Regions from separate parts of the Homo sapiens genome. Here region 1 is linked to region 2. Evidence: chromatin loops called from intact Hi-C (ENCODE). Cell type or tissue: ascending aorta. All regions are shown on one strand. Links, peaks and the distances in the headings refer to the core of each region. The heading gives the core; the rest is flanking DNA.

What was found. Hi-C counts contacts between places; a loop is a spot of excess contacts. Peaks named below come from ENCODE experiments on the same cell type or tissue, not always from the same donor. Only the 100,000 strongest peaks of a DNase experiment are listed, where the experiment ranks them.
Region 1: a loop joins it to region 2, with 24 times the contacts of the local background. A loop is called at or near these places in 2 of 110 quality-filtered maps.

The regions. Positions count from the first base shown.
Region 1 is chr19:52,568,389-52,571,291 of GRCh38, forward strand. It overlaps ZNF701 (zinc finger protein 701), which reads left to right and starts at 1,899. Exons shown (of 4, transcript NM_018260.3): 1 at 1,899-1,942. It also overlaps a transcript of ZNF808 not described here. RefSeq lists enhancers at 499-1,108, 1,918-2,167, 2,328-2,903. In ascending aorta, for the core only: a CTCF peak has its summit at 1,750 (motif pointing left); DNase peaks (open chromatin) are centred at 1,433 and 1,833; H3K4me3 peaks cover 1,851 bases; H3K27ac peaks cover 2,098 bases.
Region 2 is chr19:52,941,198-52,944,100 of GRCh38, forward strand. All of the region lies in intron 3 of ZNF816-ZNF321P (ZNF816-ZNF321P readthrough), which reads right to left. It also overlaps the pseudogene ZNF321P. Among named protein-coding and RNA genes, the nearest start is that of ZNF888, 19 kb to the left of the region's middle. RefSeq lists an enhancer at 1,345-2,169 and silencers at 1,359-1,568, 1,908-2,093. In ascending aorta, for the core only: no CTCF peak of the experiment used is centred there; DNase peaks (open chromatin) are centred at 994, 1,444 and 1,884; H3K4me3 peaks cover 2,252 bases; H3K27ac peaks cover 2,188 bases.

The sequences.
Region 1 (2,903 bases), core at 198-2,697, 370 kb before region 2:
AAAACAAAATGTGCTATACAATTTAGTTTCCTAATATCAATTTTAAAAAGTTTTCGTGTAAATAATTAGGAAAACTAAGCAGCCCCAGAGATAAGACCTCCTGGCATCATTGTCCCTTCTTATGGAGTGATAATGTAACCTTCCTTGAAGTGTATCACTCCATCACCAGTCAAGCTGCCGCAGCCTATGCACTGGACTTGAATGGAAAATGTGGTGGTTCTGGGAAAGCTTCTCTGTATTTCCTTGTGTGTGTGAAATGTTAATGTCTCTACTTGGGAACGCTGACCCCATTCATTTGGAGTTGAGGTTTCCAGGTGGCTATTCTCATGCTTTGTGTCCAAATAAACTCTATAATTAATAATGTATTCTAAATTTCATTATTTACTGCTGACATCAGTTTCTGTTGGATTGTAGGAGCCTCACCAGAGAGGGCACCTGTCCGCCATGCTGTAAAACTCACACTTGCCAAAAATACATGGGTTAGGGTTTCTCCCCCTCCCTCAGGATGATGCTAGTTAGCTGACACAGATGGTCACCTCCATTACCAAGTAGAGCCAGGATGAATTATGTGTGACCAAGGGTGTTGTCAAGTCCTCTTCCCTGAGGACTGATCAGTGTTTATCTTGAAAACATGTATTTGGGTTGTATAGAACAGTGAAGTTTCTTTCTCTCTTTTCAACCTCTCAACTGTCCTCTATTTCCCATCACATGCTGGTCTAAGGCCTATTTATTAATAAAATAGTTTTTATTTCTTTCTCTGTTATCGTCGTGAAGATGATTTCTCATTTAGGGGAAGATTTTTTTAGTTTTCAATTGTATTTTCTCAACATTTAAGAGCGAAGTGAAGAGTATTTCTTGGGCCAGGCACAGTGGTTCACGCCTGTAATCCCAGCATTTCAGGAGGCCGAGGCAGGCGGATCACTTGAAGTCAGGAGTTCGAGACCAGCCTGGCCAACATGGTGAAACCCCGTCTCTACCCAAAATACAAAAATTAGCCGGGCATGGTGGCCTGTGCCTGTAATGCCAGCTATTCCGGAGGCTGAGGCAGGAGAATCGCTTCAACCCAGGAGGCAGAGGCTGCAGTGAGCCGAGATGTCACCACTGCACTCCAGCCTGAGCGACAGAGAAATACTCCGTCTTAAAAAAAAAAAGAAAAGAAAAAAAAGAAAGTAATAGATCTCTTCCACAAATGTGCTGGGACAATTAACTGGATATCCACATGGAAAAGAATAATGTTGTATCCCTATCTCACACAATCAAAATTTTATTTTAAAAATTAAAAGAGACGATGAGGGGAGCCCTGCGGGAGGGTGTGTTACTTTGTCGCCCAGGCTGGCCTGGACCCCCAGGCTCAGTGATCCTCCCGCCTCTGGCCCTCAGGCTCCCGCCCACCTGGCCGCATTCCTGCTATGTTTAAGCAGTAGGTGGTGACTTCACTCCTCCCTGGCCTGAACACTCCGTCGCGCATCCCAGGCGGAGGCCCTAGGGAAGTCTCTGAAGCTGAGCACAGGGTGGACTCTCCCTCCTGAGTGAATGGAGAATAGAAAGGGAGAGGATTTCTGTTCTGTTCTGTGGGCCGTCAGCATGAAATTGTACGTTCCGCCCAGGCAGGGCTTTGCATTTTACATTCTTGTTTGCATCCCCGTTCCAGACAATTCCAGGGCTTTCGAATCGTGCTTCAGCCTTCCTGACCGCTCTCGCCTCCAAAGCCCGAAAAATAGAGTCGCTGGGAGCGAGGCTGAGAGACGCACAGGTCCCGCCCCGGCCCCGCCCTCTGCCGGTTCTAAAGGGCAAGGTCTCTCCGCCTGGGGCCCCGCCTCTACCTCGATCAGGCCCCGCCCACCTTCTCGTTGGCTCCACCCAGGCCTGGCTTTAGTCCTGTGCGCACACATCCGCGCAGACCAGGAAGCGGATCCCGTGGAGTGAAGGTCGCACCGCGGCGGTGAGTTTTGCTCTGTGTTGTATTAAGTCTGCACTCCCCATATCCCCGGCACTTCCGTACCTGGGACGTGGGGTCACCACAGACCTGTAAATTCTCGCCCATCTTCCTTCAACCAGAGCAAATGCAGACGTTCCCCTGGGAATCCGGAAGTCGCTTCCTTTTGTGTTTAAAGTCGCCCTGAGGCTGTTCCCGTCTCCAGTCTTTCTGCTACAGGGCGCTGTATACACTTCCTATCGCGTAGTTTCTGTGCTCAAAACCGTTTTTTAACTCCTCCCTCCCCGCGCTTTTCAAAGTCCTCACCCGAGATGTGTATTTCCGCCTGGGCGCCTCCCAGTCTCAACCTTTAGGCGCCTGAAGCGCAAACGTCGCGATCCCAGTCTCAGGGAGGCCGAGTTCTCTGCCTGGTGCTGGGATCTTGTGGACCCCACCGAAGGCGTCGTCGCACCCCACCTCCCGCCTCATGCTGGGCCTTGCTGCACCCCAAGTCTCCCCTTAGCAGTCACCACTTTCCTTGAGCCAGCGTTGGGGAGGTGCCAGGGGCCAGTCCTGTGACACGGTGTGTTCTTGCCTGCCTAGCTCCAACCCCTGAAAAATGAGCCTCTCTGGGATGCAGGCGTCTTACTTCAAACCCTCCTGTGATTGTGTGGGCTAAAGAGATCAGGAGACAGAGAGTAGTAGAAAACCTGAGACAGAGAAAAGAAGAATGAGAAAGACCCATAACAGATGGCAAAGTAGAGGATGGGTGAGGGATTTGCCAAGAGACAGCAAAAGTGAAAAAAAAAAGATAAGAAAGCAGGAGGAGAAAAGCAACTGGAGAAATGTAGAGAAAAGCTAGATGTACAGAGAGATGAAGGACAGACAGCAAGGTAGAGAGGGGCAGCAAAGAGGGAGGCTCATCAGAGTGAGAGAGAGAGAGAGAGAGAGGAGGAATTTGGAGCCAGGGCAGACAGAGCAGAGTGGT
Region 2 (2,903 bases), core at 174-2,673:
CCTTGCCTCAGTCTCTTAAAGTGCTGGGATTACAGGCGTGAGCCACTGCGCCCAGCCCCTCTGTCTTCATTACTGTGCTTCCCTCCCTAATTCTGTACATATCTCTCATTCTCCCCTTCTCTCTCTAGCTCTTGTTTTCTTTTCTTTTTCCCTGGGATTCTGCTCTTCATTTTGTACCCCTCTCCTCTCCTGCTGTTTATCCCCTTCTTCCCTCTATTACTTCTCTTCCACCTCTTCTGCTCCATCGTCGCAAATTCTTTAACCTCTTGTTGCTCCTTCTCCCCAATCTTTCGATCATCCTCAATCTCCATATATTTCTGCCTCTTCTCCCATCTCTGCGCCTCCTCTGCTCTCCCTGTTAAATTATCTCTTCCCTGTTAAATCCCCCTTTCCCCAATCTCTAGCACCCCAGATCCCCAGGTGTCCTCCCTGCTGTGCTTCTCCCTCTGTTCTTGCCACCAGCACCACTCTGCTCTGTCTGCCCTGGCTCCAAACCCCTCCTCCTCTCCCTCACTCTGATGAGCCTCCCTCTTTGCTGCCCCCTCCCTACCTTGCTCTTCTTCATCTCTCTGTACATCAAGCTTTTCTCTACTTTTCTCCAGTTCCTTTTCTCCTCCTGTTTTTCTTATCCTTTTTTTTTTTTTTTTTTTTTCCACTTTTGCTGTCTCTTGGCAAATCCTTCACCCATCCTCTACGCTACCATCTGTTATGGCCTTTCTCATTCTTCTTTTCTCTGTCTCAGGTTTTCTACTGCTCTCTCTCTCAGTCTCCCGATCCCTTTGGCCAACACAATCACAGGAGGGCTTTGAAGTAAGATGCCTGCATCCCGGAGGAGCGCATTTTCCAGAGGCTGGTGCAGGGCAGGCAAGAACACACGGTGTCATAGGACAGCCCCGGGCACCTCCCCAACGCGGGCTCAGGAGAAACGGTGATTACGGAGGGAAGACCTGGGGAGCATAAGGGCCCGGCACGAGGAGGGAGGTGGGGGGCGACGGCGCCTTAAGACAAGACTGGGAGGCGCCCAGGGCGGGAATCCGCCTCGCGGTAAGGACTTTAAAAAGTGCGGGTTGGGAGGAGTCAGAAAAAAGTTTTGAGCAGGAAAACTACGCGATGGGAAGTGTATACGTTACCCTATAGCAGAAAGATTCGGGACGGGACCGGTCTATGGTGACTTTAAACCCAAAAGGAAGCGACCCCCAGACTCTCACGGGGACTTCTCAATTTGCTCTGGGTAAAGAAAGACGGAGGAGAACTTCCAGGTCTATGAGGACCCCACGTCCCAGGTACAGAAGCGCCTGGGACCCGGGAAGCGCAGACTTAACACAACACAGAGCAAAACTCACCCCCGCGGTGGGACCGTCACTCCACGCGACCCGCTTCCGGGTTTGTGCGAATCTGCTCTCTGGGGACAGAAGCCAGGCCTGGGCGGGACCCGCGGGGAGGTAGGCGGGGCCTGAGCGAGGTAGGGGCGGGGCGCGAGGCGGAGAGACCTTGCCCTTCAGAACAGACAGAGGGCGGGGCGGGGGCGGGGCCGGGGCGGGACCTGTGCGTCTCTCAGCCTGGCTCCCAGAGCCTCAATTTTTCGGGTTTTGGAGGCGAGACCGGCCAGGAAGGCTGAGGCATGATTCAAAAGCCCTGGAATTGTCTGGAAGGGGATGCAAACTAGAATGTGAAATGCAAAGCCCTGCCTGGGCGGAACATACGATTTCATGCTGACGGCCCACAGAACAGAATAGAAATCCTCTCCCTTTCTATTTTCCATTCACTCAGGAGGGACAGTCCACCCTGTGCTCAGCTTCAGAGACTTCCCCAGGGCCTCCGCCTGGGATGCGGGACCGAGTGCTCAGGCCAGGGAGGAGTGAGGTCACCACCTGCTGCTTAAACACAGCAGGAATGCGGGCGCGGGGGCGGAAGTCTGAGGTCCCAGCTGCTCAGGAAGCAGCGGCGGGAGGATGCTGAGCCTGGGGGTCCAAGCCAGCCTGGGCGACAAAGTAACACCGCCTCCCGCAGCGCTCCCTTCCTTGTCTCTCTCTCTTTTTTTTTTTAACTTTTTTTTAAATAAAATTTTTGATTTTGTGAGATGGGGATCCAACATTGTTATTTTTCATGTGGATATCCAGTTAGTTGTCCCAGCACATTTGTGGAAGAGATCTATTACTTTCATTTTTATATTTACATTTTTTCTTTTCTTTCCTTTTTTGAGACAGAGTATTTCTCTGTTGAACAGGCTGGAGTGCAGCGGCGAGATCTCCGCCTTACTGCAAAATTCACCTCCCGGATTAAGGTAGTTCTCTTGCCTCAGCTTCCCAACTAGCTGGGATTACAGATGCGCGCCACCAAGCCTGGCTAATTGTTTTGTATTTTTAGTAGAGACTGGGGTTTCATCACGTTGGCCGGGCTGGATTCGAACTCCTGACCTCAAGTGATCCACCCGCCTTGGTCTCCCAAAGTGTTGGGACTACAGGAGTTAGCCACCGCGTCTGGCCAGGAAAACTCTTAGAAGTTGCGTCTGCAGCCGGGCGCCGGTGGCTCACGCCTGTAATCCCAGCACTTTAGGAGGCTGAGGCGGGCGGATCACGAGGTCAGGAGTTTGATGCCAGCCTGGCCAATACGGTGAAATCCTGTCTCTACTAAAAAATACAAAAATTAGCCAGGCGTGGTGGTGCGTGAATGTAGTCCCAGCTACTTGGGAGGCTGAGGCAGGAGAATCGCTTGAACCCAGGAGGCGGAGGTTGCAGTAAGCTGAGATCATGCCACTGCACTCCAGCCTGGGTTACATAGTGAGACTACGTCTCAAAAAGAAAAAAGAAAAAAGAAGTTGCGTCTGCATACCACAGGACACAGGTTGCATGACCACATTCCTTTCAAGGCTCAGAATTATTTAAAGGTCCATACCTTTAAAT